5 separate regions of the Homo sapiens genome follow, and regions 1, 2, 3 and 5 are each linked to region 4. A link is a contact called in ENCODE Hi-C or POLR2A ChIA-PET data. All regions are on one chromosome and are shown on one strand. Each heading gives the region's core, a stretch centred on a gene start or an enhancer-like site at or near the end of the contact. The rest is flanking DNA. Distances are from core to core; before and after follow the strand shown. Region 1 holds the start of JAML (junction adhesion molecule like). Region 2 holds the start of MPZL3 (myelin protein zero like 3). Region 3 holds the start of RNF26 (ring finger protein 26). Region 4 holds the start of DDX6 (DEAD-box helicase 6). Region 5 holds the start of IL10RA (interleukin 10 receptor subunit alpha).

Evidence for each region. A loop is a pair of places that touch in the nucleus more often than their neighbours do. ChIA-PET counts read pairs that join two places held with the same protein, here RNA polymerase II (POLR2A). Pooled maps may share reads with other maps.
Region 1: a pooled map shows a loop between it and region 4 (4-fold over the local background). The contact joins the promoter of JAML here to the promoter of DDX6 in region 4. A Hi-C loop is called at or near these places in 4 of 50 pooled maps. POLR2A ChIA-PET finds 5 or more read pairs at or near these places in 2 of 52 experiments (T-cell and activated CD8-positive, alpha-beta memory T cell).
Region 2: a loop to region 4 is called in a map with no recorded cell type, with 10 times the contacts of the local background. The contact joins the promoter of MPZL3 here to the promoter of DDX6 in region 4. A Hi-C loop is called at or near these places in 1 of 37 single-sample maps with no recorded cell type and 6 of 50 pooled maps. POLR2A ChIA-PET finds 5 or more read pairs at or near these places in 1 of 52 experiments (Caco-2).
Region 3: a pooled map shows a loop between it and region 4 (8-fold over the local background). The contact joins the promoter of RNF26 here to the promoter of DDX6 in region 4. A Hi-C loop is called at or near these places in 1 of 168 maps with a recorded cell type or tissue (endothelial cell of umbilical vein), 2 of 37 single-sample maps with no recorded cell type and 8 of 50 pooled maps. POLR2A ChIA-PET finds 5 or more read pairs at or near these places in 6 of 52 experiments (HEK293, HEK293T, HepG2 and 3 more).
Region 5: a pooled map shows a loop between it and region 4 (5-fold over the local background). The contact joins the promoter of IL10RA here to the promoter of DDX6 in region 4. A Hi-C loop is called at or near these places in 1 of 37 single-sample maps with no recorded cell type and 5 of 50 pooled maps. POLR2A ChIA-PET finds 5 or more read pairs at or near these places in 1 of 52 experiments (CD4-positive, alpha-beta T cell).

What each region holds. Positions count from the first base shown.
Region 1 is chr11:118,223,709-118,226,408 of GRCh38, forward strand. It overlaps JAML (junction adhesion molecule like), which reads right to left and starts at 1,303. Exons shown (of 10, transcript NM_001098526.2): 1 at 1,233-1,303.
Region 2 is chr11:118,251,115-118,253,683 of GRCh38, forward strand. MPZL3 (myelin protein zero like 3) reads right to left here and starts at 1,251. Exons shown (of 6, transcript NM_198275.3): 1 at 1,108-1,251. The coding sequence starts at 1,180. It overlaps MPZL2 (myelin protein zero like 2), which reads right to left. Exons shown (of 6, transcript NM_005797.4): 6 at 2,302-2,569. RefSeq lists enhancers at 571-1,132, 734-783, 1,133-1,693.
Region 3 is chr11:119,333,157-119,335,856 of GRCh38, forward strand. RNF26 (ring finger protein 26) reads left to right here and starts at 1,371. Exons shown (of 1, transcript NM_032015.5): 1 at 1,371-2,700. The coding sequence starts at 1,967. RefSeq lists an enhancer at 1,013-1,904.
Region 4 is chr11:118,789,874-118,792,573 of GRCh38, forward strand. DDX6 (DEAD-box helicase 6) reads right to left here and starts at 1,291. Exons shown (of 14, transcript NM_004397.6): 1 at 1,225-1,291. RefSeq lists enhancers at 1-448, 1-86, 1,397-1,506, 2,123-2,678 and silencers at 287-366, 997-1,326, 1,777-2,066.
Region 5 is chr11:117,985,035-117,987,734 of GRCh38, forward strand. IL10RA (interleukin 10 receptor subunit alpha) reads left to right here and starts at 1,360. Exons shown (of 7, transcript NM_001558.4): 1 at 1,360-1,500. The coding sequence starts at 1,434. RefSeq lists enhancers at 788-847, 2,238-2,537 and silencers at 1,038-1,137, 1,158-1,437.

The DNA of each region.
Region 1 (2,700 bases), core at 53-2,552, 570 kb before region 4:
ACTCTATACTAATCTTCTCTGAGCAACTCTCCTCCATATCCTGTTGGGTAATGAGAACAAGTGGCACCCCCTCCCTCCAAAAAATCCATACCCCTTTATATTACAGAAAAGAAATCTTCAGAAAAGAGACATGCTACAATGAGACTACCATACAAGATGTGAAAGTTACCCCCCAAATTACAATATCATGAGACAAAATAAGGGAGAGCTGCTGTCTCTCAGTGTTTGTCCCTAGTAAGGACAACTAACCACTGAGCAAACGGACAACTGCACAGCCTTCTTTTACTCACAGAGTGTTGTCCACCTGCAGAGCCAAGTCCTCTCAATCTATCTGCACACTGCTGTGCACTTCTAGGCTCTCAGATGTTTTTAGGTCTACAAGTCCATATAACCACTCTAAGCCATGCGTCTTAAAATATGCCCTCATTTTCCATTGTTAAGCCATTGAATACAGACTGGTAGGTCACGTGGCTTCTGTAACACAGTCTAGGTCACATCGGTTAATGCTCTACGCGAATGGGACCCTGGAGGTCCTTACTCCTGCTCTCTTCTCCAGAGTAGGTTATACCTAAACCATCCTGCATCAGCCTTTCCCAAGGTCAGGGCTGTGCTGAGGGTGTAACAAGCATGGACAGTAGCCTAGCTTTCTTGGGAGATTTAAGTCTCGGGCTTCTAAAGGTTAAATATTGGTTTGTCTATAATGGGGAGAAGAAAAACAGTGGTATAACTATGTAAAATGATGGATATATTAATCTGCTTCACCATAGTAAACTTTTTACTATCTACATGCATCCCACAACATCATGTTGTATACCTTAAATACACACAATAAAATTTGTTTAAAAATAAAATTAAAAACTGTCTTCTAAAAAGAAAAACAGTGAAGAAAGAGCTCTGCTGTGAGCTCAAGAACAGCCAGTCACAGCTCCACCTAAACCCACGGGTGACTTAAAAGCTGAAGCCTTGTCATAATCATTGTCACGTACTCTTATTATGATGAAACTTTGCTCCTCTTTTTGCTGAGGAGATTCACCTAAGTTACTCTACACGACAGTAACTGAAACAGCACCCATTAGACTACTTTATGACATCCCCCTGCAGAGATCAAGAGTTCTGCAATCGCAGCTTCACAATCCTGAGAGACTACCAATTCAACCAGCCTTCAGGACTGGCACACTTCTGTGTGAGAAAAGTTCAAAAAATGGCTTAAGAAATTCAAAGCAACTGCTTACCCAAGATGAAGAGCACCCAGGGGAGGCAATGCACTGAAATCTCCCCACAGCTGCAGTCCCCAAGCTCAACTGAAAGACTGCTGCGAGCACTCTAGGTTAGGCTCAGAGCAAACCAAACACGTGCCTTCTGAAGTGGTTGCAGAGATGCAAACAGGAACCTCTAAATCAAGGTTCTCATTTCAGTCATCTGGCCCATTACCCAATTGTTATGTATACTTTCATTCTAAAAAGAGGTGACAAATTCAACCTACTGAGGTGAACCTCACACTCAGACCTCTTCAGGTGCCATCTCCCCTTTTAGATGACAAGCCCTCTGAGGGTAGGAGCTTGAATGGCACCAGGCAAATAGGTGCTGAGAAAGAAATCCATTTCATGCAAACAAAATACAATAAACGTAATATTAACACAAAACCTTCTGTGTTAAAGATACAGCAACCTCTTTTATTTTTCCTCTCAAAACAGAGGTGCAACCTCGCCAGGCAATCACCCAATCCCTGCTTCCAAAGATACGCCTGCCCAGTCCTCCAACTCACCATGTAGACATGAAAGTTTCCTCTGGCCATGTGATATCAGCATTTCCAGAATACAGGCAGCCATTGATTCCCATAGAGAACCTCTTGGGTGACTTGGACATCCTAGATTAGAACTCAAGGTTTCTTCACTTCAAGATACCTCTCAGTCTTAGTCACCACTTCAAAATAGGTGTTCTCAATGTACGCACCTTCAACCTCGGCTAGATTGGCTTGACCTAGGCATGGGCAGACTCATGGAACTTGTCCTGTATCATCTGAAAAGCTGTTGAACGTTTGCTCCCAAGCACTACGCTGCATGGTCCTTGAGAAGTGATGTGCTAGAGAGCCAGCAATCTCCACAGCATAAATATTCCCATCATAACCTATTTCAAGCTACCAACAGTTTAACAACTGGCTTGCAAAATTCCTAAAAAACTTAATACAGGTTGAGTATCCCTTATCCAATATGCTTGGGACCAGAAATGTTTCAGATTTCATATTTTTTTCAGATTTTAGAATATTTGCCGAATACATACAAGTTGAACGTCCCTAGTCTGAAAATCCAAAATGCTCCAATAAGCATTTCTTTGGAGCATCATGTTGGCACTCAAAGTTACAGATTTTGGAGTTGAAATAGCAACCACTCTTTTGTATTTTCAGATTAGGGGTACTCAGCCTGTAATCAGCTCTTGCTATGTAAGCTGGTTCCAGCACACCACGGAACCTCTGCAGGTTCTTGCGGGGGTACAGCTCCGACATGACTGGTTGCACGATGCTGAAAACCACTGTTAAATCAAGTTTAGCCTAAAGCTGCCTCCTTACATATTTTAAGTTTGGCCTAAAGGTTTCTCTGTACATCATGAACTATAACGTAAATGGAATAGTATACGGACTCTAGTCTACTCTTGTGCCAGTCACTGAGTTTGGCCAATCGAAGATGGCCAATGATTCAAACT
Region 2 (2,569 bases), core at 1-2,500, 540 kb before region 4:
GTGTGAAAGAGAGAGAGAGAGGACTGGGTTTATTAGGAGTGACAGTAGGCCAGCCTAAATATCATACTGCAAAGTAATTTAGCTTAAAAACTGGAGACTTATGATGACACAGGCAGCTGGGAGGGATCGGGGGTGTGCTGGCAACATGAATATTAGTCACCAGTTAAAAACTTTCCAGCCTTAACTGCTAAGATTTAGGACATCTGAAGTCTTTATATTAAACTATTTATATTTATATAATATTAAATATCTCTTTCAGAAATCCCCATTACCCTCAAGGAAATTTTATAAATTTAGCAATTCACTCTAATACTAGATATACTAATATTTTATTTCCCAGGAAGACACACATACACAAAATCCAGGAAATAATTGTACCTTAAGATGAAGGTAATTAGGCTGGATTGAAATTTATGCAATTTGAAAATTATATGAAAGCAAAACTCACCTAATTTTAAGATGTGAATGTCAGTGTGAATACCCTACTTCTGATATTACTTAATAAATTTTAACAGAATTTATATGCTCTTTCTTGTATTAAAAAAAGTTATGAAAATGCTAAAGCAGTTACTTTTTCATCGATATGCTTCTCTATAACGAATCACATCACATCCCTTCTGTGACTAGCAAATATTTCATTTTATAGACTACAATAATCACCTACAAAAAATAAAATTACCAACTGTCATGATTTTGTTTCCCAAAACTACTGGGGCAAACTACTGAATGCTAGAACTGTTTTCTTTCTAATCAGGGTATACAGCGCCCAAACGACAGCGGTCAACCACTGATAATAACACCACAAAATAACACCGGGTGCCCCCAAAGCCAGAGCTCTTTGTGGTTCCATCAAGTATGCTATCACCAAACTACAATGACAGGTCACGCAAGGTGAAAAAGCTCCCAAAGCTCAGGAAAGGACTGACAAAATACCAACTATCCTCAACGGGGTGGTGATGACATCGTCCCAACGTCCCGCTCCCTCCCTCCTTCCTTCCCAGAGCTATGCGGGGGCTTTCTGGAGACCCCCCTACCCGGAACCGGAAAAGCGACCATCTTCCCTAACCCCCCGGCCGGAAGTGGAGCGTAGCCAGCCGGAGCACTCACCCTGGAAGAACAGGACGCCCAGCAGAGGGAAGAGAGCGCAGCCACGGCTTCCAGCTGCTCCTCTCTGCTGCATCCCGGCAGCTCTTCAGATGCTTGCACACCTTGTTTACAGCTCCCGGTAACGACACAGGTAACACCGGAAGTGACGTCAGAGCAGGAGGCCGAGAGACAACTTAAATGGCGATCCGAAGTTACCATAGGAACCTGGCTTCTTTCCAGAACCACACCTGGTTTCACTGACCAGAGATTTATTAACTTTCAGGCGGGAGCTAAATGCTCTCTTTTGCTTGAAAATGAAGTAGGCTACGGACTTGGAATAATTACAATTTTGTTTTTATGGAATTCTGCAGAACTAAATAATTTTGATGCTCTGACTGCATGTCAGACATCGTTTTTACGTCTCGAGATTTAGTTGAAGGTTCTCAGAATACACTACTGTAAATTTAGAGTTCAGAAACACCTGGGAGATCATACAGTATAGATAAATATATATTAGGTGCTTGTAGTGATATGTGCCACAAGCCTCATTGGTTGGTGTCCTTTTTAGTGTAAGTATTGCAGCCTCCAAAATTGGGTGTTTATTAAATTACTTTTGGCGGTGGCAATGATGATCAAATCATTACAGCCTGTATTAGAGGAAAAGAGGAACTGGGATTTCTGTGTCTTTGGTTGGAAAAGTAAGAAAGTTATGTTATCACAGTACTTGAAGTGAGATGGCGTCACATACTTCTGAAAAAGAGATGGTACAATAAGTACACTGCTTTAATAATCAGTAAGCCTCTTCCCTGGAAATTGCCACATGTCAATGAAAGCAGGAGGAGAATAAAAGTATGCTTTCGCTTTGGGGAAGAATTAATAAGTTTCCATTTTTCAATTTCCATTCCTTTACTAGACTTGAAAGCCAGTAGTTTTCCCTATTAAAAGTGTAATGCAAAGTACTAAATAGAATCTTTGATACTTTTCTTTGAAAGAGCCCTCAAACTAAGTAGTGTTGTTATGCCCAATTCCCAGCTATCCAAAACAGTGTGAAAATTCTGTGGAAATCCGTATACTTCTGTTTACCCATTAGAAACTAACTGTATCCATTATTGACTTGCAGGTTGTCTCTACTAAGAAAACTTTTTGGTAAAGATTAAATATATATCCATCTGTTTTTCCTGCAATGTAGAACTTCTAGATATGTATATACACAAATTATATAACTGATAATTCTTTATTACTAAAGGTTTATTTACATAGTGTTTAAAGCATAATAAAAAATAAATTACAATACAAAAGTGCTCTTTAGGAAGGAGACACTAAACAACAGGCCCATATTACCCCTTGACTATTTAGCCAAGACATAAGCTACAAATTTTGCCGGAAAAACTGTCCATACATTTTTAACTACTTCTTCATTATTCTTATGGACCATCATCCAGGACATCTGTTTGAAGAAATATCCAGTTATAATATTTTCAAA
Region 3 (2,700 bases), core at 121-2,620, 540 kb after region 4:
ACTGGCGGGAGGATGCGAGTAGGAAAATAAAAACATCAGCAACACATCACAACACAACAAACCATAACCTGGCCAGGGCCTGAGAGCAGGGAGAGAGAAAGGGTAGGAAGAAGCCAGAGGAGTTTCAGCGACTGCAGTCCTTCCTCTGCACTATAGCGTACCCCTACCACGATCCCAAGGCCTCAGTAAAGGTTTGCTGCACACCTCAGCTTCTTATCAGTGATGCTTTGGAGAATGAAGGACTCTGAGGCAGTGTTCAGGGCAGACTGAAGGAGGACGGACACTTTCAGGAGCCCAGGAGTGGAGATGGAGAATTCAACTCAAGTAGGAAATTCAGCAAAGGTGACCAGGGGAAAGATAAGTCCACTAGGAGTCTGCTAAGCATCCTTGGAGTTAGTAGAAAACGCCAGGATTCCCAATATATTTGGGATGGGGTTTCAAATATATTTTGACTATTGTTTGAGTATTAAAGAAAAGGGCAGGGCCGGGCTTGGTGGCTCACGCCTGTAATCTCAGCACTTTGGGAGGCCGAGGCGGGTGGATCACGAGGTTCAGGAGTTCGAGGCCAGCCTGGCCAACATGGTGAAACCTCGTCTCTACTAAAAATACAAAAATTAGCCGGGTGAGGTGGTGGGCACCTGTACTACCCGGGAGGCTGAGGCAGGAGAATCGCTTGAACCCGGGAGGCAGAGGTTGCAGTGAGCCGAGATCGCGCCACTGCACTCTAGGGTAGGAAGGCCCAGGGTAGGAAGCTGAGCGGTTTCTAAATCTGTAGCCCCTTTTTCTCAATGACAATGAAGTAATCTTCCGAGATGTTGAAAAACCTGGTGAGGAAAGTTTGGAATAGCAGTTTGGGAATCCCCTGTAATAATCTGCTTTCCCTTGTGAACAGCAGGCACTGTCTTAAAATTTTTTTGTATCCTCAATGCACTGTAGGAGTTCAATAAATGATAGAATAGATGAATAAATAGAAGAGAATGAGGAGACGGATCTGGGCAGGCTGCGAAGGCGGTGCTATTCCAAAGCCCAGCCCAGAGGCAGTGACCTCCGACCCAAGCCAAAAAAAAAACCTCGCGTTCAGAGGCCGGGAGAAAGAACAGCTCCCAAATTGAGGGGAGTCCAAGACCCTGCTCTTTTAGAGGGTGGGGCTAGGAGAGCGTATTTCGACGCTGCCCGCCAACGAACCAATCCCCGCCTAAAGGGGGAGGGGATTTAATCTGTCGCCTCTCCTTCCCTTTGGAAAGTAAATACGTTCGGGCGCCATTCAAACGGACCAATGAGTGATCGACGTTTTTGTGGTTGGCCTTCACCGATTGGCTGGAGTTTGTCGTCCCTCCCTCCTCGTCACGCCTCTGGCTCCACCCCTTTGCACACAAGATGGCGGCGCCCAGCGGAGTAGGGGCTGCGCTTGGGGTTTGCTGAAGCTGGCTGCCTCTCCCACTCCCCTTTTGGGTGCAAAGCGCCGCTAGCGGGAAGACGGGGGCCGGGCGGGGACAGGGGCACCTGCGTAGCTGGACTGAGAGCCTGCGCCCAGCTTACATCGACCCCACCCGGCCCCGGCCCGACCCGACGCGACCCGATCCGATCCGATCCCATTCCATCCGTTCCTCGTCTCCTCCCGGTCTGACCCGTTGCCCGGCCGTGGTTCGCCACACCAGGCATCCAAAGCTGAGGTCGCTCCTACGGCCTGGGCTCGCCTTCGCTTTAGAGATGTTTGGCCTCTTCCCTCCCAAACAGCCCATCTTCAAAACCTGGACTCTTGGACTGGCACCTGGCCACCTTTCCCTCTACCAAGACTCCACTTCCGTCTTACCCACTTCTTCCTCAGATTCTTGGTACCCCCTGGGTTGGAGACTGCTCATTTTCCTTCCAAATTAATCCCAGACCCCCTAAAATATTGACAACCTTGACAACCCCCCAACCGAGGAGCCAGACTTTGTTTTGGACTAACTTCCATAGCCCTATCATGGAGGCAGTGTACCTGGTAGTGAATGGGTTGGGCCTGGTGCTGGACGTGCTGACCTTGGTGTTGGACCTCAACTTCCTGCTGGTGTCCTCCCTCCTGGCTTCCCTGGCCTGGCTCCTGGCCTTCGTCTACAACCTGCCGCACACGGTACTGACTAGTCTTCTGCACTTGGGCCGCGGAGTCTTGCTTTCATTGCTGGCCTTGATCGAAGCCGTGGTCCGGTTCACATGTGGGGGCTTGCAGGCCTTGTGTACTCTGCTGTATAGCTGCTGCTCTGGCCTAGAGAGCCTAAAGCTCCTGGGGCACCTGGCCTCTCATGGGGCACTGCGGAGCAGGGAGATACTGCACCGGGGCGTCCTCAATGTGGTCTCCAGTGGCCATGCTTTGCTGCGCCAGGCCTGTGACATCTGTGCCATTGCCATGAGCCTGGTGGCTTATGTGATCAACAGCCTGGTCAACATCTGCCTCATCGGCACTCAGAACCTCTTTTCCCTGGTGCTGGCCCTGTGGGATGCAGTGACCGGGCCTCTGTGGAGGATGACGGACGTAGTGGCTGCCTTCCTAGCCCACATTTCCAGCAGTGCTGTGGCCATGGCCATCCTCCTTTGGACACCCTGCCAACTAGCCCTGGAGCTGCTGGCCTCAGCTGCCCGCCTCCTGGCCAGCTTTGTGCTTGTCAATCTCACTGGCTTGGTGTTGCTAGCTTGTGTGCTGGCAGTGACGGTGACTGTGTT
Region 4 (2,700 bases), core at 41-2,540:
CTCCTACCCCTTCCCAATTTAGATTTGCAAGTTTTCTACATTTTCAAAAACAAAAAACAAAAAAACAAAAAACAAACAACAAGAAACGTAGACTAGTTGGGAGGAGCCCCTAGCGGAGTTAATTACAGCACTTCACAGATCGTAGTTAGCAATTGACAGTTTCACACCCAAAACAGTATCGTCATCGCCAACAAGAGCTTTTGTTTGCAAATGCAGCGCAGTTTTTCTAGCTTTGCCTGCAAGTTGGAGTGACTGGGTTTTATTCTGAAGGGAAATGGGGGCTGAGGAAGAGAAAGGAGAGAGATACGGGAAAGAGTCATTGACTAATGACTGGAACCCCGTAACTGAAAGGAAATTTCTTGTCCCCCCGCACCCCGCCCCACGCCCCAAACACACACACTTCTGACCATAAACACAAAAGGTTGGGGCTCTGCAATCTTATCTGCGCAATATGAGCCAGCAACCGCTCCATTAGTAGCAAACAATAGGGACTCCCCCAAGGAGGCCCCAAATGGACCCCCTAAACCAGAAATCCCCCTCCTTTCCTCCAAGAGTCGGGGGCTCCATAAATACCCTCTTGTTATTGACCCGCAAGGCCTACTGCAATCAAGCAGCGGCCGGTTTGCTTCTAAACCGAGCCCTCCAATACAGCATGTCCCTGCCGCCCCCTATAGGGCCGCCTCGTACCCTATAACCTCCACCATCATCCCCCTAAGTCCTTGCCGCCCCCTTCGGCCTCATATTCCCTCATCTTCGATAAAGCTACTCCGAGTACTTAGCCTGTTCCTCCTGCCGACCCTGCTGCGCACCACATTCCTATATTCGCCTCCTCTCAGGCGCTCCCACCCCACACAGCTGCCGACCGCCTTCCTCCCCAGGCCCGGCCAGGCCTTAGGCCTCCGCCCGAGAGTCCCCCAGAGCCGGCCCGGGGGGCTCCCCACAGCCCCCAAAGCACCGCTGACCTCGACCCCACCACCTCACCCCAAGCCTCGCGACTCGGGCCCGTGTCCTACCAACGAGGCCACTCCCGCTCGGCACCCTCGGTCCTTTATTGTTGACTCGAAGCTCCCAAAATGGCGGACGCTCCTTCCTCCTCGGAAACCTCCGCCCGCCCCCACCCAGCCCTCTCGCTACGGCCTCCTCTCGCCCCCGCCCCCGCCCCGCTCCGAGGGGCGCGCAGGCCAGCCGCCCGAGCCGCCGGCTCCCCCGGCTGTCCAGCCCTACCTCCTCCGCTGCCCGCTCTCGTGGCGCCGCCGAAGTCGCCGCCTGGCTGAGCTAACTCGGCTCCTCTGCCCCCTCCCTCGCTCGCCCGTTCGCCCGCCCGCCGCCTCCTCCCTCTTTCCCTGCCTCTCCGCATGGCGGCGACCGCGGCTCCTCCTCCACTCAAGATGGCGAAACCTCGGCCGCCGCGGCTATATTCGCCGCGGCGTCACTGCCTTCCTGGCCTGGTGGTGAGAGGAAGTCGGGCCGCGAAAGCTTCCTGAGGAGAAAATGGAGGGCCCTTCTCTCACACCGACGAGAAAAGTTCGAGGGGGAAATACGAGTTCCTTTCTGAAGGGACAGGACGGCTGCTTTTCCACAGCCGCGACGTGATTGAGAAATGGTGGCTGGCAAGGGTAGGCCTGCCTTCGCCCCTCCAAAGTAAAAATCGGGAGTTGAGACCAGAGGAACATCTCTTTATTACATGACTAAGGATATGTTTTGAAAACTGGCCCCCGGGCAGCTGCTCGGGGACAGGAAGCTGACCTGACTTCTCCAGCTGGCCGGGGAGGCTGATGCCGGGCCTAAGGGGCCGCGTCCGAGCCTCTCGGGGCGCGCCTCCATGCAGGAAGGCGCGGAACTAGCGACCCGGAGACGCCGGGCGCGCGTCTGAGTGTGGGGGCAGGAAGGGGGGCCGACCGGGCCCGGAGGCCGCACCAGGCAGGAGGGAGGACTCCAGAGAGTGCGCGGGGGGCGCTGCGCGGTGGGACGGGGCGAGCCTGTAGGGCGCGCCTGGCGGCGGGTAGGCTCCGGGCTTGAGGGTGCGCCTGGGGGCGCTGGTTGTGGGGGAAGGCACCGGGCTTGAGGGTGCACCTGGGCGGGGGAAGTCTTCGGGCATGAGGGCGCGCCTGCGGGTGGTATGGGGGGGTACACCGAGCTTGAGGGTGCGCCCGGGGGGCTCTCATGTGAAGGGTACCAGGCTTGAGGGCGCCCCTGCGGGGGGCGCAGAGGCACCGAGCTTGAGGGTGCGCCTCGGGGGTCTGCGGGGGGAAGGCACCGGACTTGAGCGTGCGCCGGGAGAGGACGGCGGGGGACCGGACTGTGAGGGCGTATCTTGGGGGACCTGTCTAGGAGGAACCGGGAGGTGAAGGCACAACTGGGGGTGAGGCGGGGGCAGGGGCCGGGCTGTGAGAGTGCGACTGAGGGGGGATTACTCCGGAGAGCACGGAGCTGGGGGCGTTGCGCAGGTGGAGTGGGGAGGCCTGGTGGAGAGGGTAGCAAACCGAGAGAGCGCACCGGGGTGGTGGGGGGAGAAGCTGGACTGTAAGGTGAAGAGTTAGTAGGGCGCAACCGTCTTCTCCTGCCCTCGAAGGGCAAGACTGAAGAAAGTAGGGGCGGAGGAGGCCGGGCCCTCCACTAAAGGGAGGGAAGCTAGTGAAGCGTCAGTTATAATAGAAATAGGAATTCAGTAAGGAAATGGAGAAGCTTAAGGCAAAGGGT
Region 5 (2,700 bases), core at 110-2,609, 800 kb before region 4:
GTGCAATCGTGGATCCTGCCAGGTTATAAATTAGTTACTCTTCAGCAGGGTATATGTTCAACTCCTGAAGTAAGCTTTTGTTGGAGAGAGAATTCCGGAGGTGCCTGGTCCCTATCAGGACGCAGCTCCTGAGGCATCTAAGGAAATATATGACCAGGTAAGAGCATAGCGTGTGCTTAACAAGCACGTAGGTAAATAAACGTGCGTAAGGCATGGGAGTACAGTATGGGACAGGAAAGGGAGTGGAGGTCACAGCACGTCCTGAGGCTGTGTTTTAAGATGAGAGGTAACATACATGCAGTTTGTCTCAAAATTATATCTTGAGGCCCAGAGGAGGAAGAGAAAAAAGGAAAGAAGAGAAACTAAGTTTAAAACACGGTTTAAGGCTGGGCGCGGTGGCTCACCCCTGTAATCCCAGCACTTTGGGAGGCTGAGGCGGGTGGATCACCTGAGGTCAGGAGTTCGAGACCAGCCTGGCCAACATGGTGAAACCCCGTCTCTACTAAAAATACAAAAATTAGCCCAGGCGTGGTGGCACATGCCTGTAATGCCAGCTACTCGGAAGGCTGAGGCAGGAGAATCGCTTGAACCTGGGAGACGAAGGTTGCAGTGATCCGAGATCACGCCACTGCATTCCAGCTTGGGCGACAGAGCGAGACTGTAAAAAAAAAAAATAGATAAAAAAATTTTAAAAATCGCGGTTTGAGGCTCAGCTGCTGAGCTGCTGGTTAAAAGCCTCTTTCTTGGGTCTCTCAGCTTCCTGGGACTTTGGGGGCAGGTCTGCATAAACTGCTTAGTTGTGGACCCCCCTCCAACAATTAGGTAGGGGACTACTCAGTATTCATCCATCGGTGTCCTCAGACCCCCAGACGGGGAGGCCCTGGGGCAACGCCAAGACTCACACCGGCGTCCTGGCGCCTTTGCCCTCAAGGGCCTGCAACTACCTCCTCCCCATTCGGAGCGGCCGCGGCCACATCCTTAACGCCAAGCCGGCACGCCAGGCAAAAGCGGCTCGGACGCCCTCACCCCACCTTCCGCACTCAGGGCCGAGGCTGTGCCTGGCCACCTGCTTCCCAGCACATGCACACACGCGCGCGCGCACACACCCACACACACGTACCCACGGCCGGCCGGGCTACCCGGACCACTTTGATCCGAAGGCACTGGAGGCCCAGAGGGAAGGAAAGGGAGGGGTGGCCGGAGCCCGCTAGCGCCCCAGGACAGCCTCGGGTTGCCCCAGGCGGTAGCCCTGTGGGACAGTGGTTCCCCGTCCGCGGCCTCGGGGGCGGGGCGTCTGTAGGCCTCGCCCCGCTGACGTCAGCCCTGCGGGGCGCTGGCGGAGCGGGCGGCGGAGCTGTCAGTCCCAGCCCAAGGGTAGCTGGAGGCGCGCAGGCCGGCTCCGCTCCGGCCCCGGACGATGCGGCGCGCCCAGGATGCTGCCGTGCCTCGTAGTGCTGCTGGCGGCGCTCCTCAGCCTCCGTCTTGGCTCAGACGCTCATGGTAAGGCTCCGGGACGCGGCCCTTCCCTGCCCTGCCCTCTCCGCGCCCGCTCCATTAAAGTTCTCCATCCAGTGGAGAGCCCTGGCTGGCTGGCCCTCTGGCAGAGCGGTGCCCGGGTGCTCCCTTACTCTGGCAAACCTGGATCTCAGGCTCACCTGTTGTGGAAGTGGAAGAGGCTGAAATTGACAGGAACTGACGGATTGGGAAGGATAGAGAAGTATGCGCAAGGCCAAACCCCCAACCCGCAAACCTCATCATCCACCCACTTCTAGATGAGCCGTAAGTTTAGCTCTAGGTTTTTTGCTGTTTAGGTTCAAATGATGGGACTTCTTGTCCCCTTGGGGAATAATTTTGATCTCCTGACTCTCCCTTCTCTTAGTCGACTCTTCAACTAACCTCTGTCTGTCCTTCTCCCATCTCACCTTCATCCCTCACTGATCACCCCGATCTGATCCCCCTTGCTCCACCTGTAGCCCCCAACTCACTCCCACTGCCCCCTGCCTCTCTCCTCCTAACCCAGCCAGTTCAGGCTTCTAACCCAGTTCAGGCTCCTAACCCAGACAGTTCTCCGGCAAGGTTTCTGCAACTAAGAAAAGTAAACCCCAGAGACAGAATGAAAGAGCCGGGAGTTGGAAGGACCAAGAGCAGAGACAGAGAGCAAGGACCGAAACTGCTTCTTCATGACACCAAAATACAAAGTAAAACATGCAGTCAGCCATTCACGTGATCGAGAGCTGAGTCGGAGATGTGCAGCCCAAATACCACAACGACTCGCTGCATTTTTCACTTTCCGTCTAATGTTTCGAAATCAAGGCACTGACGTGAAGATCAAAGACGGTATAAGAAAGAAAGCAAGAGACAGATGACAGAGTCCTCCCCCCCAAAAAATAAATAAAAAACAGGTGCATGATTAGAGAGATGTAGAGAAGTTAGAACACTAGGGAGCGGGAGCAGAGTCGCTGTCAAATGGAGAGAACTTAGAGGATCAAGGAGGAGAGAAAGGGAACCAACCAGCCGTTGGCCTTGCACATACTTCAGTCTGCTTGATCAACAAGACTCTTAAAGTAGAAATGTTTGTTGCATTCTTACAAAGAAGACAATGCCTTCAGCAGTGTTTCCCATGGTGAATGGTGTGTACTGGGGGTAAAGGGAGAGTAGAGCTAGGAATTGGTATTGAGTATCTCTCCTCGGAGCTACAGG